Linked DNA regions of Homo sapiens: regions 1 and 3 are each linked to region 2. A link is a contact called in ENCODE Hi-C or POLR2A ChIA-PET data. All regions are on one chromosome and are shown on one strand. Each heading gives the region's core, a stretch centred on a gene start or an enhancer-like site at or near the end of the contact. The rest is flanking DNA. Distances are from core to core; before and after follow the strand shown.

Region 1 (4,688 bases), core at 2,103-4,602, 510 kb before region 2:
CAGAAGTTCAGAGCTGCAGTGAGCCATGATTGTGCCACTGCACTCCAATCTGGGCAACAGAGTGAGACCCTGTATCTGAAAAAAAAAAAAAAAAAAGGCAAAAAAACCCAGAAAACTTGCTGAATCTTAGATAAATATTTACTTTCCACAAGAGCTATTACTTCATAATGAATTCCTCATGGTTAAGAAAAAAGATTATGAAATTAATTAAGACATTGGAGTCTTGGGGTAAAAACTCAGATGTTTCACTTTGAGCAAGATCAGTCATTTCTTGCGATAAAAAAGGCGACCACTCCCCTCAAACATCCTCCCTCTTCCTCTTGCCCACCCCAGCTCTGATTTTGATGCTGATATTTTTACTTTGTCAAGGTTTATTTATTTTTATTTTTATTTTATTTTATTTATTTATTTTTGAGACAGAGTCTAGCTCTGTCACCCAGGCTGGAGTGCAGTGGCGTGATCTCAGCTCACTGCAACCTCTGCCTCCCAGGTTCAGTCTGGTCTCAAACTCCTGACCTCAGGTGATCCACCTGCCTTGGCCTCCCAAAGTGCTGGGATTACAGGTGTGAGCCACCACGCTCAGATTTTGTCAAGGTTTGTAACACTTTTACTTTAAAACCATAATTCTCCCAGTATTTAGTCTTTTTTTTTTTCTTTTTTGAGAAGGAGTTTCACTCTTTCTGCCTGCAACTTCTGCCTCCCGGGTTCAAGTGATTCTCTTGCTTCAGCCTCCTGAGTAGCTGAGATTACAGGCGCACGCCACCACGCCCAGCTAATTTTGTATTTTTAGTAGAGATGGGGTTTCACCATGTTGGCCAGGCTGGTCTTGAACTCCTGACCTCCAGTAATCCACCCACCTCAGCCTCCCAAAGTGCTGGAATTATAGGCGTGAGCCACCATGTCTGGCCGCCTTTTTTTTTTTTTTTTTTTTGAGATGGGGTCTTGCTCTGTCGCTCAGGCTGGAGTGCAATGGTGTGATCTCAGCTTACTCTAACCTCTGCCTCCCGGATTCAAGTGATTCTCCCTACTCAACCACCCCAGTAGCTGGGATTACAGGCACTGGCCATCATGCCTGGCTAATTTTTGTATTTTTGTACACAGAGTTTCGCCATGTTGTCCAGGCTGGTCTCAAACTCCTGAGCTCAAGTGATCCACCCATCCTGGCCTCTCAAAATGTTGGGATTACAGGCATGAGCCACCATGCCTGGCTATCAGCATTTAGCCTTATAATGAAATTGAAATAGATTCCATTCCATTCTTTTTTTTTTTTTTTTTTTTTGAAGCAGAGTTTTGCTCTTGTTGCCCAGCCTGGAGTGCAGTGGTGTGATCTTGGTTCACTGCAACCTCTGCCTCCCGGGTTCAAGTGATTCTCCTGCCTCAGCCTCCCAAGTAGCTGGAATTACAGGCATGCACCACCACGCCTGGATAATTTTTGTATTTTTATTTTTAATGTATTTATTTATTTTTGAGATGGAGTTTTGCTCTTCTTGCCCAGGCTGGAGTGCAATGGCGCGATCTCCGCTCACGGCAACCCCTGCCTCTGGGGTTCAAGCGATTCTCCTGCCTCAGCCTCCTCAGTAGCTAGGATTACAGGCATGCGCCACCACGCCCGGCTAATTTTGCATTTTTAGTAGAGAGGGGGTTTCTCCATGTTGGTCAGGCTGGTCTTGAACTCCTGACCTCAGGTGATCTGCCCGCCTCAACCTCCCAAAGTGCTGGGATTACAGGCTTAAGCCACCACACCCGGCCTTCCATTCCATTCTTTAATGACATTTTGTCCAGGTGCCTGAAGAGTTTTTTCTTTATCCTTAAAGTTCAGTAACTTGGCCGGGCGCAGTGGCACATGCCTGTAATCCTAGCACTTTGGGAGGCCGAGGCGGGCTGATCACCTGAGGTCGGGAGTTCGAAACCTGCCTGACCAACATGGAGAAACCCTGTCTCTGCTAAAAATACAAAAATAGCTGGGCATGGTGGCACATGCTTGTAATCCCAGCTACTCGGGAGGCTGAGGCAGGAGAATCGCTTGAATCGGGGAGGCAGAGGTGGTGGTGAGCTGAGATCTTGCCATTGCACTCCAGCCTGGCAACAAGAGCGAAACTCTGTCTTGAAAAAAAAAAAAAAAAAAGTTCACTAACTCAGCCAGTATGTTCCTATGTTGGTCATTGTGAATTTGCTTCCCTGGAGTAGTCATGCCCTCGCAGTCTGTAGAGTTGGTTCTTCGTTTCAGGAAGACTTTCTCTAAATAGCTTTTTGTTTCAGTTGTTGGATAATCTACTTCAGGGAGTGCAGTCACCCTGATGTTGGAAGGTCTGGGACCCATAATGGTCATTTTCTCTCTAATTGTTTTAATTTGTCTTTTTCTCTAAATTCACTGCAATTATTTCAAGTTTCTCTCCCACACTATTCCCTTGCTTTTCAGATGCATGTACTATGTTGTAACTCTGTTTTTAGATGTGTCATGGTCCTGTTTTGGTTAATGCGTTTCCTCCCCTCTGCAGTTTCTTTGCATTTCCTGATATATATATTTTTTTTGTCATCTCTCCTTTTTTTCTTTTCTTTGAGACAGAGTCTCGCTCTGTCACCAAGGCTGGAGTGCAGTGGTGCAATCTTGGCTCACTGCAACCTCTGCCTCCTGGGTTCACACCATTCTCCTGCCTCAGCCTCCTGAGTAGCTGGGATTACAGGCGCCCGCCACCACACCCGCCTAATTTTTGTATTTTTAGTAGAAACAGGGTTTCACCATGTTGGCCAGGATGGTCTCAAACTCCTGGCCTCAGGTGATCTGTCCGCCTTGGCCTCCCAAAGTGTTGGGATTACAGGCGTGAGCCACCGTGCCTGGCCTGTCATCTCTTCTTTGTGCTCTTTTCATTCAACTTTTTTTTTTTTTTTTAAGAAATGGGGCTTCACAAGGTTGCCCAGGCTGGTCTCAAACCCCTGGGCTCAAGTGATCCTCCCACTTGGCCCCCCTAGCAGGTGGGCCTGACAGGCGCGCACCACTGCACCCGGCTCGTGCTTTTTATACCTGGTTCATATTCTCATTCACTTTTGTCTAGCGCGAAGCTATCAGTTCCAAGAAAGCCACTCAGGTCCTTGGCTCTGCTGGCTTTCAGCTGTGCCCCTGTGTGATTTCCTTCCCTTTCCTGGCACTTGCGTGTAGGGAGGCGTTGCAAGTTTTTTTCATCTTGCTCGGTTAGCTAACTCCTGACGTTTTACTTGTTCTGCTACGGGAACCTTCCTGTCTTCCCCGAAGAAGGGCAGTTTTGAGGCTGCATTGTTTTCAGTTGGGTAGCCTGAGTGCGCAGAGGTGGGTGGGAAAGTCCCCCCGGCTGAGGCCACCCTGCTGGGGGCCACAGGTCTTCTCTGTCCTGTCATCCCCTAAACATCCTGTGCCCAGCCTTCTGCCCTACTCCTCACCCCAGCAGCTGAACACGATAGCCTTGGAGGTCCCTTCTCACTCTGTCACCCAGACTGGAGTGCAGTGGCAAGATCTCGGCTCACTGCAACCTCCGCCTCCTGGGTGCAAGCAATTCTCCTGCCTCAGCCTCCTGAGTAGCTGGGACCACAAGCGTACCATCACAGCCAGCTCATTTTTGTATTTTTAGTAGAGATGGGGTTTCACCATGTTTGCCAGGATGGTCTTGGATTCCTGACCTCAGGTGATCCACCCACCTTGGCCTGTTGGCTCACTCTTTTCCCAAAAATTTGTCATTGTTGTGCATGTGGTCAGGTATTGGGGTTGGGGAGTTCGCCCCTCATTCTGCCTTCTAAAGTCTGAACTCCCCTCCTCAGGAGGCTCTGCAAAATGCCAATCTCCAGGGCCTGTCCACCCCAAGAGCAGAGGTCCGTGGGTCTGGGTGGGACCTCTCCCTCCCGCCCAAGTGATGCACCTGAGCAGGCTTGGGGTTGAGAAGTGCAGACTCATCCACCAGGAGCATTTGCATTTTACTCAAATTAAAGAAATGCAGCCCTGCTTATGTAAGTCTATATGGCACTGAAATTGAACAGTCCTGGAATGTCCAAGTGGGTGGGCGGACTTGATTATCAGCTTCCAGTGAGGGTCATTCTATTGGTGAGGCCTCGAGGCACAGAGAGGCGAAGTGACTTGCCCAAGGTCACCCAGCATGTCGGCAACAGGCAGGTTTGAAGAACTGGAAATGGTGACTCCAGACCTGGGGGCTGGGATCAGGGTGGCCCACTTCAGGGAGCAGGAAGGTCTTAAAAATTTAATTTTAATTTTTTTTTTTTTAAGACGGAGTCTTGCTCTGTCGCCCAGGCTGGAGTGCAGTGGCGCAATCTCAGCTCACTGCAACCTCCACCTTCTGGGTTCAAGTGATTCTCCTGCCTCAGTTTCCCAAGTAGCTGGGACTACAGGCATGTGCCACAACACCCTGCTAATTTTTTCTATTTTTAGTAGAGAAAGGGTTTCACCATGTTAGCAAGAATGTTCTCGATCCCCTGACCTCGTGATCTGCCCACCTCGGCCTCCCAAAGTGCTGAGATTATAGGCATAAGCCACTGCACCAGGCTAAATTTTAATATTTTTTTTTGAGACAGAGTTCACTCTGTCCCCCAGGCTGGAGTGCAGTGGCATGATCTCGGTTTGCTGCAACCTCCACTTCCTGGGTTCAAGCAATTCGCGTGCCTCAGCCTCTCGAGTAGCTGGGACTACAGGCATGTACCACCACGCT
Region 2 (4,855 bases), core at 384-2,883:
GCCTGGGAGCAGAGCAAGACTCCGTCTCTAAGTAAATAAATAAGTAAAAACTGCTAACAATTTATAAAAAACAGAAATACAAATTTTAAAATGTTAATTTATACTAGTAATTAATTGATTTTTTTTTTAAGATGATAATTTTGTTCTTGTTGCCCAGCGTGGAGTGCAATCGCGGGATCTCAGCTCACTGCAGCCTCCACCTCCCAGGTTCAAGTGATTCTCCTGCCTCAGCCTCCCGAGTAGCTGGGATTATAGGCACATGCCATCACGCCCGGCTAATTTTTTTTAATTTTTAGTAGAGACGGGGTTTCACCATGTTGGCCAGGCTGGTCTCGAACTCCAGACCTCAGGTGATCCTCCTACCTTGGCCTCCCCAAGGTGCTGGAATTACAGGCGTGACCCACCACGTCCAGCCTAATTGCAAATTAAAACATCTTTTTTACCAGTGCACTGATAAGAGAGATTTATAAAATTGTTTTCATTACTTTTGATTAGGGTGCAATTAGGTGTGCATTCCTTATGGTACTTGGTGTTGATAGTACACAATGATGCAAGCTTTCTAGGAAGTTTTTTGCAGCATGAATAAAAAGACTTGCAAATGTTTTTGACTCAGTAATTTCAATACTAGGTCTCTTATAAGGAAATAATCAGAAATATATATAAAAATATATAAGAATAGTCAATACAGCAAAAAACAAAATGATCAGTGTCTAAAAATAAGAAAATTATTACAAAATTACAATAGAACCCTATCATGAAAAAAGATCATTCAACCACTGCAAATAATGCTTATGAAGAATTTACAACGACATGGGAAAATACTCAACATACATTGCAGTACATGAAAAATCAGGACATGGACCTATATGTTTTATGTTTGCAACCATATAAAAATATGTGTACAATATATTCATATGTAGCAGATACTCTGCTGAAGATGTAACTTGTGAGTTTTATTTTCACTGCTTTTCCAAAGAATGCCAGAAAGTCTGCCCCCGGGTAGCTGACTCCCCACGGAGCTCCCCTTCCTCTAGGGAAAGTAAAAGGAATTTAGCTGTTTTAAGGGCTGGTCCTCCAACTGGAGACAATCAGGCTCTATTGTCAGAGAAGGTAGGGAACCCTTGACCTACCTTTATGTATGAAAGGCACACCAAGGATGCCTAAAAACCAATTGGAAGTCGCTCTTCGGGGAAGTTTGTAGCTCTATGGTCCGGGAAGGAATTAGAACAAGCCCATTTGGGAATGATAGTAGAGGAGTTAAAATTTTAAAAAGTAAAAATAGAACAAGCCCAGTCTGGTTTAAGGGTTGAAAACACCTGGGCAAGAAAGAAAAAGTTGTTATTGTCTGGAATGGGTGTTCCTCTGAGCCAGTCCTGACATAGTGCTGGGGCTGGCGGCGGGCTTGCGGGGCGAGGCTTTGCGGGGGCCTGAAAGGGCTGGGTACTATGAAGCCCTGGGAACTGGTAAGGACTCTGGATTAGCTAGTGCGGGGACAGAGGAAATTCTTCCTCTCTGGCCAGCAGTTACCGCCTTGGTGGGAACGCGCAGGAGCAGCGAAGAGTGACACCTTGTGGTGGTTAAGAGCAAGGGCAGAAACAGCCACAGACCACCGCTAGGGACTCCTGGGCTCCGCTCCAAAGGGTATGAATGTCCACAGGACTCCTTTGTGCATGACATATGCCTCAGGTTCCTGGGCAATCCCAGAGAAGGAGTAGCTCTAAGAAGGAGGTAATTGGCTAAGTCAGTAGTTAAAGGATAGAGCTAGTTTTTAGAAAAAGTTTTAAATGCATCTTGATTGTTATGGTACAGCTGGCCACTGCTGGGGCTCAGAAAACAATAGCCTAAAATGAGAACCTCAGCAGCAGCTTCGTAAGCAAACGTTTTCCTCTGACTTTCTCTTCCATGCCTTTCTCTCAGTACCATTCTCCCCTGCGGTTACCCATAGAAATCAGAGTCCCTTTTCCCTATAGTCAGCCATAAAACTTAAAAATGCTACTCTAGGCCGGGTGTAGTGGCTCACACCTGTAATCCCAACACTTTCGGGAAGCCGAGGTGGGCAGATGACATGAGGTCAGGAGTTCGAGACCAGCCTGGCCAACGTGGTAAAACCCCATCTCTACTAAAAATACAAAAATTAGCTGAGTGTGGTGGCGTGTGCCTGTAGTCCCAGCTACTTGGGAAGCTGAGGAAGGAGAATCGCTTGAACCCAGGAGACAGAGGTTGCAGTCAGCCGAGATCGCGCCACCGCACTCCAGCCTGGGTGACGGAGTGAGACTCCATCTCAAAAAAACAAAACAAAAAAATGACTCTAATTTCCCCTCCACCTTTCTGTGTCAAACTGCCCATAAAGAAACTAACTGGGCCGGCTACAGTGGCTCAGGCCTATAATACCAGCACTTTGGGAGGCTGAGGCGGGCAGATGACACAAGGTCAGGAGTTTGAGACCAGCCTGGCCAACGTGGTAAAACCCCATCTCTACTAAAAATACAAAAATTAGCCAGCCATGGTGGCGTGTGCCTATAGTCCCAGCTACTCGGGAGGCTGAGGTGGGAGAATGGCTTGAATCTAGGAGGTGGAGGTTGCAATGAGCCGAGACCATGCCACTGCACACTAGCCTGGGTGACAGAGCGAGACTCTGTCTCAAATAAAAACAAAACAAAAAAATTATCTAGGTGGGTGCAGTGGCTCATGCTTGTAATCCCAGCACTTTGGGAGGCAGAGGCAAAGGTTTAATTGAGCTCAGGAGTTCAAGACCAGCCTGGGCAATATAGGGAGACCCCCTGTCTTTACAAAAATAGAAATTAAAAAATTTGCCTGGTGTGGCGGTGCACCCCTGTGGTTCCAGCTACTTGGGAGGCTGAGGTGGGAGGATTACTTTAGCCCAGAAGGCTGAGGCTGCAGTATGCCGTGATCACGACACTGTACTCCAGCCTGGTGACAGAGCAAGACCCAGTCTCAAGAAAAAAAAATTATCTGACTTAACTTGTTTGACTGTAGATCATAAGACCTCCATTCCCGGCAGGTCCCTGCCCCTCACCCAGAAGGAAGGAATGCTGCAGAGAAAGTCCAAGAATCTGGAGAGACAGGCTGGGCTGGGTTTCCCCACTCAGTCTATTAGCAGTAGACCATATTCTTTCTGTCCATATATATATATATTTTATTTTATTTTATTTATTTTTTTATTTTTATTTTTTTTTGAGATGGAGTCTTGCTCTGATGCCCATGCTGGAGTGCAGTGGCACAATCTCAGCTCACTGCAACCTCTGCCTTCCAGGTTCAAGCGATTCTCCTGCCTCAGTCTCCCTAATAGCTGGGATTACAGGCACATGCCACCACACCCAGCTAATTTTTGTATTTTTAGTAGAGATGGAGTTTCGCCATGGATAGAGGTATTTTAACTGGGGTGAGATATATCTCATTGTAGTTTTGCTATGCATTTCCATTATGAGTAATGAGATGGAGGATATTTTCATAACTGTTGGCCATTTGTACGTCTTTTTTTTTTTTTTTTTTTGTCTGAGATGGGGTCTTGCTCTGTCACCCAGGCTGGAGTGCAATGGCATGATCTCAGCTCACTGCAACCTTCGCCTCCCGGGTTCAAGTGATTCTCCTGCCTCAGCATCCCAAGTAGCTGGGATTACGGGTGCCCACTACCATGCCCAGCTAATTTTTTTGTGTTTTTAGTAGAGACAGGGTTTCACCATGTTGGCCAGGCTGGTCTTGAACTCCTGACCTCAGGTGATCCGCCCCCCTCAGCCTCCCAAAGCATTGGGATTACAAGCGTGAGCCACCGCGCCTGGCCCAATCATATTTTTACATGGCTCTCCATACTTTGTTAAACCTAAGCATAAAAATGGACAATTCCACCTGTATCTTTGAATCTTCATTAATTGTATACTTGTTAAATAAATCTGTGTGCTTTTTCTCTTATTAACCTGTCTTTTCCAAGTTGATTTTTCAGGGAAACTTCAGAAGGCCAAGAAGAACTTATCCTCTTGGCCTCTACACCATACGCATATACATTAAAAAAAAAAGGGGCCAGGTGTGGTGGCACATGCCTGTAATCCCAGCACTTTGGGAGGCCGAGGCGGGTGGATCACCTGAGGTCAGGATTTCGAGACCAGCCTGGCCAACATGGCAAAACCCCATCTCTATTAAATTAAAAATACAAAAATTAGCCCTGCTACTCGGGAGGCTGAGGCAGGAGAATTGCTTGAACCCAGGAGGTGGAGGTTACAGTGAGCCGAGATCGTGCCGCTGGACTCCAGCCTGGGCAACAGAGTGAGACTATGTCTCCAGTAAATTAATTAATTAATTAATTAAAGTATGTAGAAATCAACCTCATTTTTTTTAAATGGCTGAATAGAATTCCAAGGTATAGATGTTCCATATGTTTTAAAGCTAGGCCTCTGTCCACAAACATTTAAATAATTTGGTTGTTTTTCTGTTTTTGGTTATAAATATTGCTGTAATAAACATTCTTGTACATATATTGGCATATTTTTGTGATTACATCTACAAGATATATTCCAATTTATACTAAAACCAACAGTGTGAAAGTGAATTATTTTCTTACCAACACCATTGTGAATTATTACACTTAAAAAAATTTGCCCATACCCAATACTATAGGATAAATATTATGTGTGCGTACATATATACATACATATATATATATATATATGCTTTCATTTGCATTTTAAAAATTATTAATGGGCTGGGCGTGGTGGCTCACGCCTGTAATCCTAACACTTTGGGAGGCCGAGGCGGGTGGATCACTTGAGGTCAGGGGTTTGAGATCAGCCTGTCCAACATGGTTAAACCCTGTCTGTACTAAAAAAAAAAAACAAAAAAT
Region 3 (4,177 bases), core at 1,058-3,557, 340 kb before region 2:
GCCATGGGACTTCTAATTGACTAAGGTAGGCAGACACATCTCCCTGAAGCTTCCAATTTATAGGCCACCTGGCAATCTATGGCATGGCTTGGTACAGACAGATAAGATGAGCCAATCATATTCCCCTTCTCTGGAATCTGAAATTGGGAATAACCAAAGGAAGAGGCACTTAGCCATGGAAACTGAGGCTTCATGAAATGCACTGTCATTTTTGCAATACCCTATTGGCTACACAGGTCAGCTCTATTCAATATAGGAAGGAACTTCATGGCACAATTCATTAATTTAACATTTGTTGAGCACCTATGATGTGCCAGGCACTGTTCTAGGTCCTGAGGATATGGTGATGAACAAGATCCCCACTCTCATAGCTTACCCAGCAGATGCCCTAGGCAGGCAATGAATAAATATATGAGCAAGATGAAAAGAGAATGCCAGAAAGCCCTGAAGTTTTGGAGCAAAGCCATGAACTCTTTTCACAACTATTTCCTTTTTGAAAAACATCTCTCCACTTGCTGTTGGGTTCTGTTGTTTGTGAGTGCAAGGATGGAAGAAGGCAGATGACGATGTTAAGCAGCCAAAGGGGTGGACTGTTCAGGCCATGGAGTTAGTGTAGCAGGAGATTAACAATAATAACTAAGGCTGGGCGCAGTGGCTCACGCCTGTAATTCCAGCACTTTGGGAGGCTGAGACAGGCAGATCATCTGAGGTCAGGAGTTTGAGACCAGCCTGGCCAACATGGTGAAATCCTGTCTCTACTAAAAATGCAAAAATTAGCCAGGCACAGTGGTGGGTGCCTGTGATCCCAGTACTTGGGAGGCTGAGGCAGAAGAATTGCTTGAACCCAAGAGGCGGAGGTTGCAGTGAGCCAAGATTGCACCACTGCACTCCAGCCTGGGCGACAGAGTGAGACTCCATCTCAAAAATAATAATAATAACTGATAATAATATAGAACAATTCTAACAATATACTGTGATAAAACTGATGTGAATGTGGTTTCTCTCTCTCTCTCTCTCTCTCTGTCTCTCTCAAAATGCCTTATTGTACTGCACTCACCTATTTTTAGATGGTGGTTGACCGCAGGTAACTGAAACCACAGAAAGCAAAACTGCAATGTGGGGGGGCTGCTTGCATGCTCCTTTCAGACCTGTTTGTGAGAGAGTTTTAACTGGAGGGTATCTAAATAATCAGAGAGTGGGAAGAGAAAGGGGTACTCACTTTTTATAGTTTTGTATTGTTTGTGAATGTTTTCTATTTCATATGTTTTGTAATTAAAGCCAAAAAGGGTAATGACAAAAAGGAAAAAAAATGCTATGTGTCTGGCTTTTGGGAAGTTATTAGAGGGAGTGGAAATTCTACCACCTCCTATTGCTAAATCTCATTAAAGTGCCCTTGAAATCAACCCAAACCAACTCTCAGGCACGGCCAGAACAACGGAGGCAGAGCAGAGCTCAGGATCCTGAATCCACACCCCCCGGCCACTCCTGGTGGGAAGAGAAGAAGGGGGCTCGTTTCCTGTGGTTCCCACCCTACCTGGCTGGAGAGGCTGATGTGGGGCGAGGTGTGACCACCAGTGCATGTAGGAGGCGGAGAAGGCAGTTTCTCCCACTGGCCGGTGCCCTGGGCCCAGCCCAGGACGGGGAACTAGGACAAGAGCCCAGCCCTCCAGCATCAGGTCTGGCGTGGCTCTGGGAGGAAGGAGGAAGAAAACTCACCCATGTCACCCCAAGTCATGGGGCATTTCCAGTGAGCACATACAGACTTAGGAACCCGGGAGAAAGCCTGGAGGCTAGAAAAGCTGAGACCACAGTCAGCTGGGCTGCAGATCTTTGCTCCGCCTTCCTCCAGACAGCACAAGTGACTCAGCCCTCCCCAGGGTGCTGCTTCTCGCTCTGACACCACGATTTGGCCTCCTCTCACTCACAACTCTATCTCCTCTCTGTGTCATTCCTCCTACTCAGGGCCGATAGTCAAAATATCAAACCACTAATAAAGCATGGGCACCTGCCAGTCAGACTACACACCAGCTGGGAACAATGGCTAGAGGTAGCAAATTGCCCCAAAACTTAGTGGCATGAAACAACAAACATTTGTTACATAACACACTAATGGGTCAGGAGTTTGGGTGGTTCTGGCTCAGGGCCTCTCATGAAGTTGTCAGCATGTCAGAGTTGGAACCATTTGAAAGCTTGGCTGGGGCTGGAGGATCCTCTTTCAAGGTGTCTCATTCACAAGGCTGTCGGCAGAAAGCCGCAGTGCCTCCCCAGTGTGTGGGCCTCTCCATAGGGCTGCTTGAGTATCTTCACAACATGGTGGCTGGCTTCCCCAGAGGGAGACATTTGAGAGACCAAGGCAGAGTCACAATGTCTTTTATGACCTATCCTTGAAAGTTATATACCGTCACATTGCAGCATCCTATTGGGTCAGCCCTAGTCAATGTGAGAGGGGCTACACAAGAGTGTAAATACAAGGATGCAAGGATCACTGGAGGATGTTTTGGAGGCTGGCTACCCCAGGTACTATATTATGTCCTGTTTAAAACTCTCTAATGGCTTCCCACTAACCTCAGAATAAAATCCAAATGTCTTACCATGATCTGCAAGGCCTGGCATGAACTGACTCCTACCTACTTTCCAATCTCATTATGTTCCTCTTTATTCACCTGCACTAAACTCCAAACACATCAACCCTCCCTACATCCATCAACATCTGAAGCTCATCCTTTACATTTTCTGCTCCCCGTGTCTAGAAGTCTCCTCGCCCAGATCTTTCTATGGCTAGTTCCTTCTCATTGTTTGGGTCTCAGCCTAACGTCACCTCCTCAGAGAGGCTTCACTGACCCCTTATCAAGTGTAGCCCTCACCCCACCTGTCACTCTGTCTTACATCACCTTGTGCTGACCTCCTCCTAGCACTGATCTCTATCTGAAAGTAATTTATTTGATTATTGCTTTTCTCCCTTCGTGTACTGGTAGGAGTCCTTAATTACAAGCAACAGACTGCTCTTTAGCTGCTTTTAAGCTACAGAGGAACCTATTAAAGGATAGGAGGTGCCTCATAAAATCTTAGCGAAATCAGAGAACCAGGCTCAAAGGCCATTTACCTGCACTGGTTCTTTCTGCTGCTGCCTCTGGGATCTGCTGTCATCCTGACAGAAAGGACTCCAGTCATCTGCTTCTCAGTGTCACTTAGCCTCATGCAGGAGCAGCCAACGGGTGGTGTCTTAAGTTGTATGCTGTGCCCAATCTTCAAGAGAGATGGGGAAAGGTTCTGGCTTCCATCATAAGCAGGTGTGAGTTCATAAGGTAGGAAATTCGCAAAATAGGAAGACTGTTCCATGGGCTGGGGAAGCCAAAGAGAGCTGATGCTATTTGGCCTCGACAGTCCACGCCTTTAGCTGCTTAATGTCATCAGCCAGCCTTCCTCCATCCTTACGCTTACTAACAGCAGAACCCAACAGCAAGCTGAGAGATGCTTCTCAATAAGAAAATAATTGGGAAAAGAGTTCATGGCTTTCGGGCCGGGCGCGGTGGCTCACGCCTGTAATTCCAACACTTTGGCAGGCTGAGGCTGGTGGATCACGAGGTCAGGAGTTCGAGACCAGCCTGACCAACACGGTGAAACCCCATCTCTACTAAAAATAGAAAAATTAGCTGGGTGTGGTGGCACGTGCCTATAATCCCAGCCACTCGGGAGGCTGAGGCAGGAGAATCGCTTGAATCCGGGAGGCAGACGTTGTGGTGAGCCGAGATCGCACCACTGCACTCCAGCCTGGGTGACAGAGCAAGACTCTGTCTCAAAAAAAAAAAAAAAAAAAAAGAGTTCATGGCTTTACTCCAAAACTTTAGTGCCTTCTGCTATTCTCTTGTCATCTTGCTCACATATTTATTTATTGCCTGCTTAGGGCACCCACTGGGTAACCTATGAGAGCAGGGATCTTGTTCATCACCATATCCTCAGGACCTAGAACAGTGCCTGGCACATCATAGGTGCTCAATAAATGTTAATGAATTGTGTACATGAAGTCCCCTCTGTGGACTGATGGCCAAACCTCGCCCCACATCAGCCTCTCCAGCCAGGTGGGATGGGGATGGTGGGAAGCGAGCTCTCCTCTTCTTCTCTTCCCACCAGGAGTGGCCGGGGGGTGTGGATTCAGGATCCTGAGCTCTGCTCTGCC

What was found. A loop is a pair of places that touch in the nucleus more often than their neighbours do. ChIA-PET counts read pairs that join two places held with the same protein, here RNA polymerase II (POLR2A). Pooled maps may share reads with other maps.
Region 1: a pooled map shows a loop between it and region 2 (2.5-fold over the local background). The contact joins two enhancer-like sites. A Hi-C loop is called at or near these places in 2 of 50 pooled maps. POLR2A ChIA-PET finds 5 or more read pairs at or near these places in 2 of 52 experiments (PC-9 and Panc1).
Region 3: a loop to region 2 is called in a pooled map, with 2.7 times the contacts of the local background. The contact joins the promoter of LINC01585 here to the enhancer-like site in region 2. A Hi-C loop is called at or near these places in 2 of 50 pooled maps. POLR2A ChIA-PET finds 5 or more read pairs at or near these places in 5 of 52 experiments (GM12878, HCT116, HEK293T and 2 more).

Annotation. Positions count from the first base shown.
Region 1 is chr15:90,828,700-90,833,387 of GRCh38, reverse strand. No RefSeq gene overlaps it. Among named protein-coding and RNA genes, the nearest start is that of FURIN, 38 kb to the left of the region's middle. RefSeq lists an enhancer at 3,209-3,298. Within about 2 kb of position 3,352, at least 10 of the 41 ENCODE cell types and tissues checked have a DNase peak (open chromatin) inside an H3K27ac peak, as active enhancers do.
Region 2 is chr15:90,316,914-90,321,768 of GRCh38, reverse strand. No RefSeq gene overlaps it. Among named protein-coding and RNA genes, the nearest start is that of ZNF774, 33 kb to the left of the region's middle. RefSeq lists an enhancer at 1,606-1,715. Within about 2 kb of position 1,633, at least 6 of the 41 ENCODE cell types and tissues checked have a DNase peak (open chromatin) inside an H3K27ac peak, as active enhancers do.
Region 3 is chr15:90,658,364-90,662,540 of GRCh38, reverse strand. It overlaps LINC01585 (long intergenic non-protein coding RNA 1585), which reads right to left and starts at 2,307. Exons shown (of 3, transcript NR_120371.1): 1 at 1,717-2,307; 2 at 1,058-1,148. All of the region lies in intron 2 of CRTC3-AS1 (CRTC3 antisense RNA 1), which reads left to right. RefSeq lists enhancers at 441-500, 1,161-1,210, 1,351-1,400, 1,623-2,151.